Linked DNA regions of Homo sapiens: all the other regions are linked to region 1. The links are chromatin contacts, found by Hi-C or POLR2A ChIA-PET in ENCODE. All regions are on one chromosome and are shown on one strand. Each heading gives the region's core, a stretch centred on a gene start or an enhancer-like site at or near the end of the contact. The rest is flanking DNA. Distances are from core to core; before and after follow the strand shown.

Evidence for each region. A loop is a pair of places that touch in the nucleus more often than their neighbours do. ChIA-PET counts read pairs that join two places held with the same protein, here RNA polymerase II (POLR2A). Pooled maps may share reads with other maps.
Region 2: a map of sigmoid colon shows a loop between it and region 1 (6-fold over the local background). The contact joins the enhancer-like site here to the promoter of LINC01614 in region 1. A Hi-C loop is called at or near these places in 4 of 168 maps with a recorded cell type or tissue (Caco-2, endothelial cell of umbilical vein, prostate gland and 1 more) and 3 of 50 pooled maps. POLR2A ChIA-PET finds 5 or more read pairs at or near these places in 4 of 52 experiments (CD4-positive, alpha-beta T cell, Caco-2, HepG2 and 1 more).
Region 3: a loop to region 1 is called in a pooled map, with 2.4 times the contacts of the local background. The contact joins the enhancer-like site here to the promoter of LINC01614 in region 1. A Hi-C loop is called at or near these places in 5 of 168 maps with a recorded cell type or tissue (CD14-positive monocyte, Caco-2, PC-3 and 2 more) and 3 of 50 pooled maps. POLR2A ChIA-PET finds 5 or more read pairs at or near these places in 5 of 52 experiments (A673, AG04450, HepG2 and 2 more).

What each region holds. Positions count from the first base shown.
Region 1 is chr2:215,716,451-215,719,764 of GRCh38, forward strand. LINC01614 (long intergenic non-protein coding RNA 1614) reads left to right here and starts at 1,593. Exons shown (of 2, transcript NR_132383.1): 1 at 1,593-1,812; 2 at 2,547-3,314. All of the region lies in intron 5 of LINC00607 (long intergenic non-protein coding RNA 607), which reads right to left.
Region 2 is chr2:215,622,931-215,626,244 of GRCh38, forward strand. LINC00607 (long intergenic non-protein coding RNA 607) reads right to left here. Exons shown (of 10, transcript NR_037195.1): 6 at 1,182-1,305. The region is part of intron 2 of LOC102724861 (a long non-coding RNA gene); the gene reads left to right. Among named protein-coding and RNA genes, the nearest start is that of LINC01614, 93 kb to the right of the region's middle. Within about 2 kb of position 1,606, at least 10 of the 41 ENCODE cell types and tissues checked have a DNase peak (open chromatin) inside an H3K27ac peak, as active enhancers do.
Region 3 is chr2:215,782,806-215,786,119 of GRCh38, forward strand. The region is part of intron 1 of LINC00607 (long intergenic non-protein coding RNA 607); the gene reads right to left. Among named protein-coding and RNA genes, the nearest start is that of LINC00607, 59 kb to the right of the region's middle. Within about 2 kb of position 1,651, at least 3 of the 41 ENCODE cell types and tissues checked have a DNase peak (open chromatin) inside an H3K27ac peak, as active enhancers do; they include A673, where a contact is called at or near this core.

The DNA of each region.
Region 1 (3,314 bases), core at 343-2,842:
CAGTGAAGGCAGTAAATGTCAACCCCATTAGTCTTTCCTTGCAGAAAGAATGACTGAGGCCCAGACAGGCAGGGGAGTTCCATATCACCACTCTCAGCTACTGATAGAGGCCATAGCAAAATGTAAGGCTCCCAGCACAGGGCCTTCTTCTTCTTCCATAAAATGCACCACCTTGGACAGTCAAAAGAAGTAATTTAACTTCCACTTTTTTCAAAAAACATGAAAACTCAACACTCCCATCACTGATGCAGGGAACTACGTAAAAACTTTGTCCTCTTCTGAATTGAAAGATATCATAGTAAAACTAATGCCCAATGTCCAAGATGTTGCTCCTTGATATTTAAAGTTCATGGGTCATTCTAGCAAAATTGATGCCATATAGTCTTGATTTGTATATTTTAAAATTTTATCACTGTGTTGCTTTCTCAACAATTACTTGATATTCAAGTTTTTTTTTCATTTTGCTTAAATAAGTAGATGAAGTCTTTCCCCCTTAAAAATAGGAAGGCAAGCGAGGCCAGGACTAGGTGTCCTTGGACACCAAATGCTGGAATGGCGTCACACATAGATGGCAAATAGGGTTTTAGTATGGCCAAGTTGACTATTTCCACTTGTGTTCCAGCTGCCATGCCACACCACCTCACCTCTGCCCATCCGCCCCCAGATCTTCGGTGGTGGTGAGCGGGAAGAAGGCTGATCTCATGTGTCTACCAGAGATGTTACTCATAAACGCCCTCATAATTCCCAGATGCTCTCATACTTTCTATGGGATAATACACTATGTCTCTTTTGAGCCAACACCCTAATTCTGCAAATGATATTCACTGGTGCCTTGAGCAGGAGGCAAAGGGGCCCACAAAATTCTCTCATAAGACCAAGACATTAGGTCCAGGAGGAGCAAACCTGCCTTCCAGCCAAACACTCAGACCACCTCACACTCAGTAGAGTCTGAGAAATCATCTTGAGGAGCTCAGGTGGAAGACGCTTCCCTTGTTAAAAAATAAAGCACACAGAAAAACCTTCAAAACTCTTGTTAATATGATGTGGATCAAGATCTATAGCAGATGAATAAGGAAAGAACTGGCCTAGTGCTGCCAAATTCTTTCTAAAACTGGGATTCTTTTCAGTTCTGGGGCAGATAGAGTTGCATTGGAAGAGAATTTGACCTATTGAAAAATAACAGTTTTATGATGCTTTCCTATAAGTCTAGACTAGCAAGTGGGCCAGTTCTAAAAATGTCCTTGTATTTATGCCTTAAGAGATATTCATCTACATCGTAGGGTTTTTGGAACAAAGAGAACGGTTTCCTTTTTCTATAAAGTTTGGCGTCATTATTATTTTGAAAGATAACCATGCTCACCCATTGCCAAATGACGGCTGAGTTATGCTCTCTCTATATTTTTTAAAGAATTCGCTTTTGAAAAGAAGGTGGAGGTGGCTGGGGAGGAGAGGGTAATCCACGTCCTGTCACTCACTCCCTTCCAGGCTGTGAGAAAGTTGTGGGCCTGGGAACTTACAGTTTGTTTTCTATAATTCCATCTGGTTTGAGACCAAAAAGGACATATTTGTGGAGAACAGACCACAGTCTGAGAGGGAAAAGGGCTGAGGGGGTAGAGGTATAAAAATCAGATAGCTCAGCACTTCGCTCCAAAGGAGCTGAAGGAGAGAGGATTCCACTGCGTGTATGTTTTCTCTTTCACGTCTCACTTTTGTTCTCTGCCATCAGGAAATGCAGTAGACATTTGTCACCAGCAGCTCTTTGGAGACTTCAATGTTCCTTCCTCCCAGGATCCGAAAGGGGACTTCAGACACGTAAGAGTCATATTTTGCAAACCAGCAGAATTTTTGTGCAGTGTTTATCAGACAAGTGAGAGGCTGTGAAGGCAGACTTTGGGAAATAGTTTTAACAGTTCATAAATCAGATGTAATTGAAAAGGAGAGGATCTCCTTTTTGAGAGCCATGAAAACCTTTCTTTTGTAATCTCCTTACTGGGGCAGAATTGTAATGTGTACAAGGGCCGGGGGTCTAATGAAGTCAGGTTGCCTTGGGTCACTCAAGGTAATTTGTTTTTTTTCTGGCCAAATCATGAAACAGAACTGCATTCTGCTCCCTGTTACATTTATATGATAGCATCTCTTTTGATATTGTCAAGTGTGTTATGCCAGGTTGCATAGCATTACCGATAACAAAATTCTTTGGAAAATTGTTTTTTTTTTTTTTTTTTTCACACACCAAATAGCAGCAGCTGAAATCAGTTGGAGTTCTTGGCTGGCCAGGAAGTAAAAAGTGCTTTTCATATAAAATTCCTAAGAAACCCTAGAAACATGATGCAAAGCATTTGTACCCCTTTTACTTTCAAACTAGTAGAATTTATGTGACTTTTGAAAATTATATTTGTTATACTGATAAAAATGCAGTTTCATATGAAGAGTAGGAGACCCTAAAGGGACTTGCCTAAGATTTTCATTTGAATTTAGTACATTATGAGTTGTCATAGTATAAGAGGATTGGAGGTTTGGAGGATTGATAGTGTTCTTAACTTCAGGGAGAATCTAAGACACCAGGAGCTCAGAAGAATGGAGTCTCAAGACATCAGGCAAATACCGAAGAGATCAGAGCCAAGTTCTAAAGGGCAGCCATTTCCCAAATGTCAACCAAGAGCGAAGCCAAGAGAATTATGATTTCCTGGCTATACAATGACAGGAAAAGCTTGATCAAAGCTGGAGTGCAAGTTAAAAAGTGTAAGGTACTCAAGTGCTAGGGTCTGTGTCCAAGCCCAATCAATTGATCATTAGTTGTTTTTAACTTCAACGTTTCTTTTGCAACAGCACCTCTTCCTTAAAGTAGCAATCTTAGCAGACTGCCACCTTACATGATGCATCTTATTCTCCAAGGACAATGAAGACTGAACTATCGCACATTACCTAAGAAAGATGGGAATTGACATGCACATCACAATTGTATACACAACAGAAATTATTGAATCATGAGATATACATTCCGGTGTGTGACAGATTGGCACATGACATAATCTGGGTTCTTTATAGACTCAGTTGTTTTGGGGCGATCTAGATTATCAAGAGAAGAGCCTTCATGCTTAGCTTTATCTTGTACCAACCACCAGGGCCCTTGCTTCTGAGCAGGAAGCAGCTGGGGAATAGGCTCTTTCTCTTAATGACTTCCAACATAGTTCTCTCAAACCTTACTCCTCCAGAAGGCCACCCTCACCTGGCTATGGCTACTTCAGAAAAAACTTGGCCTCTGGTATAATAGAGCAGAATCACCACCTCACATTCTATTTCAAGCCAAAGTC
Region 2 (3,314 bases), core at 356-2,855, 94 kb before region 1:
CCTTGTCTTCAGGGCTGCAGTTGCCATAACTTCATAGGTTTTTGCAAATTCAGCTCCCAGAAGATGTTTTGTTTATTATTGTTTGCCTGTGATTATGGCCTACAGCTGTAACCACGATTTCCAGCTGACTTGTCAGCAGTTCAGCCTAATTGCAGGCAAAAGGACTCAGCATAATGTAGGTAGGGACCACGTAAGGTGCTCTATACAATCACACAGCCCTGGGCTCCAATCCCGGCTATAGCTCTGTGACTCTGAACAGGTTACTTACTCTCTGAGCCCTTTAGTATACGTGTCTGTAATATCGGAATAAAAATATAGACTTCACTATATTGTCATGGAATTAAGTAAGGTGAGGTATGTAAAGGGTGTGGGAAAGAGGAGGCCCTATAAACAGTACAAATTCATTCCACTTTTGATTAGCTTCCTCTCTCTCCCAGTAGTAACAGAGGCTGCAAGATACAGAGGAAAATGGAAAACGCATCTTTGTTGGGATGCCCTGTTCACTCTTTCTGTCCCACCTCTTTTATATTCTCTTGCTATGGGAGGGCTGAAGGCCTCAGGATGAATGAGGGAAAATGAAGATGAAAACATGTTCTTAAGCGAAAACTTTTAAGAGAAGCAACAATACTTTCCTTGAATTCAAATTTTAAAAATCATAAATAGGCTTTGTATATTCTTTTTTTTTTTCTTTTTTTTTTGAGATGCAGTCTTGCTCTGTCACCCAGGCTAGAGTGCAGTGTTGCAATCTCGGCTCACTGCAACCTCCGCCTCCTAGGTTTGACTGATGCTCCTGCCTCAGCCTCCCGAGTAGCTGGGATTACAGGTGCCTGCCACCATGCCGGGCTAATTTTTTTGTATTTTTAGTAGAGACGGGGTTTTACCATATTGGCCAGGCTCGTCTCGAACTCCTGACCTCATGATCTGCCTGCCTCGGCCTCCCAAGTGCTGGGATTACAGGTGTGAGCCACCGCACCTGGCCAGCCTTTGTATATTTTTATCACTTATATTTGAATACTGTCCAAACAAACTTCCCAGATAAAAGTTCTAAGTTTAAGCTTTGGAAATGTGTTGCTGTGGCCACTTATACTCAAAGAAAAGAGAGGACGAGGGAGGGGGAAGGAAGGAAAGTACTCTGGATCCAAAAGTTCAGGGTAGTTTTACAACACTTTGACAACACTTACTTGCCTGGTCACAGCATTTGCTTTCTCTTACCAGCAGTTTCTTCAAGTTCATGGCATTGCACGTGGAGTGGCAGGACTTATGGAGCGGTTTTGATGCGATATGATACTCTGCCTTAAAACAACTCTAGAGAAAGACACAGGAGACACAAATGAAGTGAATAGACATGCCCTTTAATTAGCATATATTCAAAGACCTGTCATGATGGGGCGATATACTAGGACCTTCAGTTTAACATTACTTAAGTGGGTAAAATGTGCAGAGGAAATTTCTTTGGCCCCAGAGTCTATCTGTCATATACATTTGCTGGGTCCAGCTGTATTTCCTAAATGCTGAACATATCGTTCTGGCTGTTTATATTCTTGGCATCCAGCACTGCTGTGCATTCCCAAGCGCCAGAGAGCACGGAGCGCAGCAGTAGCTTTCCCTAAAAGGCCTGTAAAGCCATGACTAGTTTATTCTCTCAAGGATCCAAGGTACTTGTTAAAGCACAAGATCTGTTGCAACTGACGTGGCTCTGAATTAAATGTGTCGCAACACATTCTTAGGGAGACAGAGTTCCTTTGACTAACAGCCTCCATGTTTGTCAAAACTACTGTAAGCCAAAGGTTAGCAGCAGCATCTGGCAGCACAAAACCAAGTCTACAAAGCTAAAGTAAGCACTAGGCCAGTGAGTCCAATGCCTGCTACAGCTTACTCTCTCCACTGCTCGGTCTGGGTATGAATTTACAGACTACACTGGGTGCATAAAAACAGAGCAGAAACCTGGGTGATTCTTTTACTCCCAGAGAGAGATGCCCAACTCTGTTTTGGAACAGGCAATGTGGTGGATTTTCAAAAACATTTGTTTTCATTGATTATATATTTTAAATGAAAAAAATGACATTTTTAGGTAGCTCAGTTTAAGATATTCAAAATCTCATAGAGGCAGAAACATTAAAAAGGGCTGGGGGAGGGATAGCATTAGGAGAAATACCTAATGTAAGTGACAAGTTAATGGGTGCAGCAGACCAACATGGCACGTGTATACCTATGTAACAAACCTGCACGTTGTGCACATGTACCCCAGAGCTTAAAGTATAATGAAAAAAATAATTAATTAAAAATTTAAACAAAAAAGTAAGTCTAAGATCAAATGGCACAGGAATGCAGTGGAGGGACTTAACCCAGGCTGAGACAGGAGGGGAGGCAATGGTGGCACCATGGGGCTGCTACCAGTTTCCCTGGAACCCCAGATAACTCTGCAATCCGAATAACTGGACATACAGCATCCAGCTTGTTTACACACCTTCACTTTGAGCCACTGGGGGATGGGCAGATTGGTACACAGGTTTTCTAGAGGAGGCCTAAATTAAGGTTTAGAGTGCAAACTGAAACAAATGGGGAGGTGTCACTCTTATAAAGGTTAGAATCCAGCTTTCACTTGAGGCCGAATACTTCTGATGTCTCAGCTTTATGTGTGTTTAACACAGTAGGTATCAAAGCATCTGATATTTCAAAATGCACTTGTGGCCTACCTCTGACTCTGACCTAAAGAGGGAATGAAATAATTTGTAAGCATGGCAGATCAAGGAAAAAGAGAATTTGTTCTAGCAAAAGTCTTTAAAAGGTGATACCTTTGGATATGGAAGTTTCACTTAAAGAATTTTATTTCAAGTGAATACTTAAGAGAATATTTAGTTACAAGTATATCCATCACTGTTTTGTTTTCTTCTTGAAAGAAAGGAAAAACAGGAAGCCATCTAAATATTTGTCCAACAGTAACACATTATATGGTACAGTCCTATAATAGAATAATTTACAGTCTTTAAAAAGTGATTTTATAGAATAATATGAAAAAATGGAATGACATTGTTCAGAAAAAAAAAGCAAATTGAGAGTCATGCTATGAAAGACACTACAAAGAGGGTAAAATGACAAAATATTTGCAAATCATATATTGGATAAAGAACTTCTATCCAAAATACAAAAAAAAGTCAAAAAAACTCCATGAGAAACTAAAACCCAATTTTAAAATGAGCAAAGCATCTGAACAGATACATCACAAAAAAAATACTGATGGAAAATAAACATATGAAAAGATGCTTAACATCACTTGTGACTAGTGAAATGCAAATTAATACAACAATGAGATG
Region 3 (3,314 bases), core at 401-2,900, 66 kb after region 1:
CAAAGTTCTCACATACACGAAGATCAGGAGGTCTGCTGGGGAGGCCTCAGGTTTAGTATATCTCTTGTGTGCTCAAACAGTGCCCATCACAGCAGATCTTCCTCCAGGACTGGAGCACCAAGCTGGCATCAGACCTATTGTTTAAACAACTCTCTAGAATCAGGTTTTAGGCAACAGGTGCCTCTGATCCAGAGCCTTTCCTACTTTTCCCAGGATCCCTTCCCATATGCTCTTTAACTGAACTTTGATAGGATGTTTCACCCGGAAGAGTTTAGAATCCCACTAGTCTAGATTCAAACCATGGGCAACCCTGCGTCTCCACAACCTAAGACATAGGGAGGGCTCAATGTTCAGAAGCACAATGCTCTACCTCCCCTCCCAGGATGGGAAAGGAAAAGCTTTCATTTGCAAGACAGGGTCAGGGGTGTTGGGAGAAAAGAACAGAAAGAAATGAGTATTCATATTAAAAATGTAACCCTTGGCCATGCTACCTCTGGGAGACCCTGATATTAAACTGATCTAGGCAAGATGAGAGCAAAACTCCATCTACCCAAAGCCTGCATACAACTTTGTGCTCCCATAACCTATTTGGCTGCTCTGCCACAGTGTTTATTACGCTGCATTATGTAAGCCTGTCTCCCCATTAGACTGCACAGGAACTAGAGCAAAATGGACACTCAATAAATGTGAAGTAAATGAAGAAATGTGCAAATTCGGCTGGGTGCGGTAGCTCACACCTGTAATCCCAGCACTTTGGGAGGCCGAGGCGGGCGGATCACGAGATCAGGAGATCAAGACCATCCTGGCCAACATGGTGAAACCCTGTCTCTACTAAAATACAAAAAATTAGCCAGGCGTGGTGGTGTACGCCTGTAGTCCCAGCTACTCAGGAGGCTGAGGCAGTGGAATCGCTTGAACCGAGGAGGCAGAGGTTGCAGTGAGCCGAGATCACGCCACTGTACTCCAGCCTGGGGACAGAGCAAGATTCTGTCTCAAAAGAAAAAAAAAAAAGAAATGCGCAAATTCACAAGATCTCACAACAGAAGAGCTGCAACATCACACTTAAACTCCTGACCTGTTGTATGGAGTCATTGATTTAATTGCTGTGCTGCATTTTAGTTTGAGTCCATACTTTCCATATAAACATTTAATCATCCATCCATCCATCCATCATTTATTCATTCATTCATTCACACTGAATGCATTTTTTGAGTGTCTACCATGTGCAAGCCACTATGCTAGTCTCTAGGAAACTGAGAGCAAGCCAAAACAGGACATGCTGAGGACACCAGAGCAAGATTTTCCCCTATATTTTTCACAAAGTTGAAATAAAAAAGAAGAAAAAAATACAGAAATAAGTTAAATAATGAATAGTAGCTGCCAGAGAAAAGACTGGAGATATGCTCAAGGGAGAAAAAAAATGTCTTTCAAAGGTGATTGGAAAAGAAAGGCATTGGCAACACAGGGAAAAAAAAACAAAACAAAAAAAAAAAACAAGGAAAGACATTCTAGAAGGCAGGGAGTTATAAAATAGATCCTTAGTAGTGAGAAGAAATAAGTCTGCCAGTGCATTCTTATATTGCTACGGGCAAAGAAAAAGGGTGCCTGACTTGTCTGCATATTCTCTGAGAAAGTCCAGCTGTTCTCTGGAAAGCAGAATGCCTGCCTCTGGAGTGGAGCTGAGCCTTGCAAACTGATTAAAAAAACATGTACGGTCAGAGAATAAACACAAAGCTCAAGGATGTCTTGCTGTGTGCACTTTATGGGCACAGAGTACTGCTGCTCCTTTAATATAAAGCTATTATCCACAGTTGCTGACTCATGTTCCTAAATTCCACAAATGTCTTCCATTTTGTAGCACGCTCCTAACAGGCTTTCTATCCTTCCTGTGGATATCTCATCTGAGTTTGAGAGTGAGGATCCCAAAAGGAAGAATCCCAAGGGGAGTGTCCAGAGAGCAAGTGTTCCAAGAGAACCAGCCAGAGGCTGCATGTCGTTTTATGATCTAGCCTCAGAAATCACACAGTGTCACTTCTACCATACTCTATGGGTTCAAATGGGCACAAACCCACTGAGAGTCGAGGGAAAAGGACATAGACCCCACTTAAAGACAAGAGGTATGTGAAAGAATTTGAGGCCATATATTAAAACCAACATACTCACCAACTTTTTTTTTTTTTTTTAAATAGAGGACCTGATGCCTGGAGCTGCAGCAGCCATCTTGTAACCATCAGGAAAAACTCGAGAGAATCCCAGAGACACGAGTGCTGGCAATATGGAGCTAATGAACCAATCAGAAAACTGCTACCTCCAGACTTTTGAAGACGTGAGAAAAATTAACTCAATATTTGCTCTAGCCATTTTTAGATGCATTTGTTACTTGCAGGCGAAAGCCCTTCTAACTGATACACTACCTCCAGAGACAAGTAGTATAGACTCAGAATGTCATTAACAGATCTGGACGTGAAGGAGGCATAGAAATATAGAAATAAGATAGTGTTTCAGTCTTTCGTTACTGAGTTTCCATCAGTTCTGGCTAAGTCTCAGAGAATTTCAGAATGCTGCATAATTAGAACTAATTGACAAATTTTCCGTATAAAACTCATATAAAAATGCATTATTCCTAAAAATTGGTGAAGCCCTTCATGCCTACAAAGCACTTCCTGGTCTTCAGCCCCACAACTGGCATAGTTGATTTATACTCTTATTCCCATTCAGTCACAAGCCCCAGCAGTTCAGGAAATAAAGACATTTGTCTCTTCCAAGAAATTATACCCTTAGAAAACAAACCCTGGAAGAAGCACTGAGATTTCAGAAGGATGAAGAAAAGTCAAGAACTCCTCCAAATGTAAAAGTGAGGAAAAGCTCAAAAGCAATGGGTACCTGCTTCTTCCTACAGTGGGTGCCATCCCTATTCTGTCTAGAACACAGACACACACACACACACACACACACACACACACACACACACAGAGTCTGCTCCAAGAGTTGTTTTCTGAGCTCACCTGCCTGAGTTTGCCGAATCATCTATTTAACTCACGGGGCTAAGCACATTACCTCTTGCAATATGTGCTCATTGTATGTGTAAATGAAGTTCAGGAAAGAAATTAACTCATCATTCAGAGAACAGTTCTCCATAGTCAGTCCCCAACAGTAGATTCTGAGCCTGAGAAGACTTACTTCAGAAGTTGCTCTAGAGTTTAATATAACTCCAGTATGTGCCATTTGCTTCTGAGACATATGGAGTGCTTTGAGCTTCCTGGTCACAATAGAAAATGCAGGAATTGTTTTCAGAGAAGCTTCTGCTTCCCATT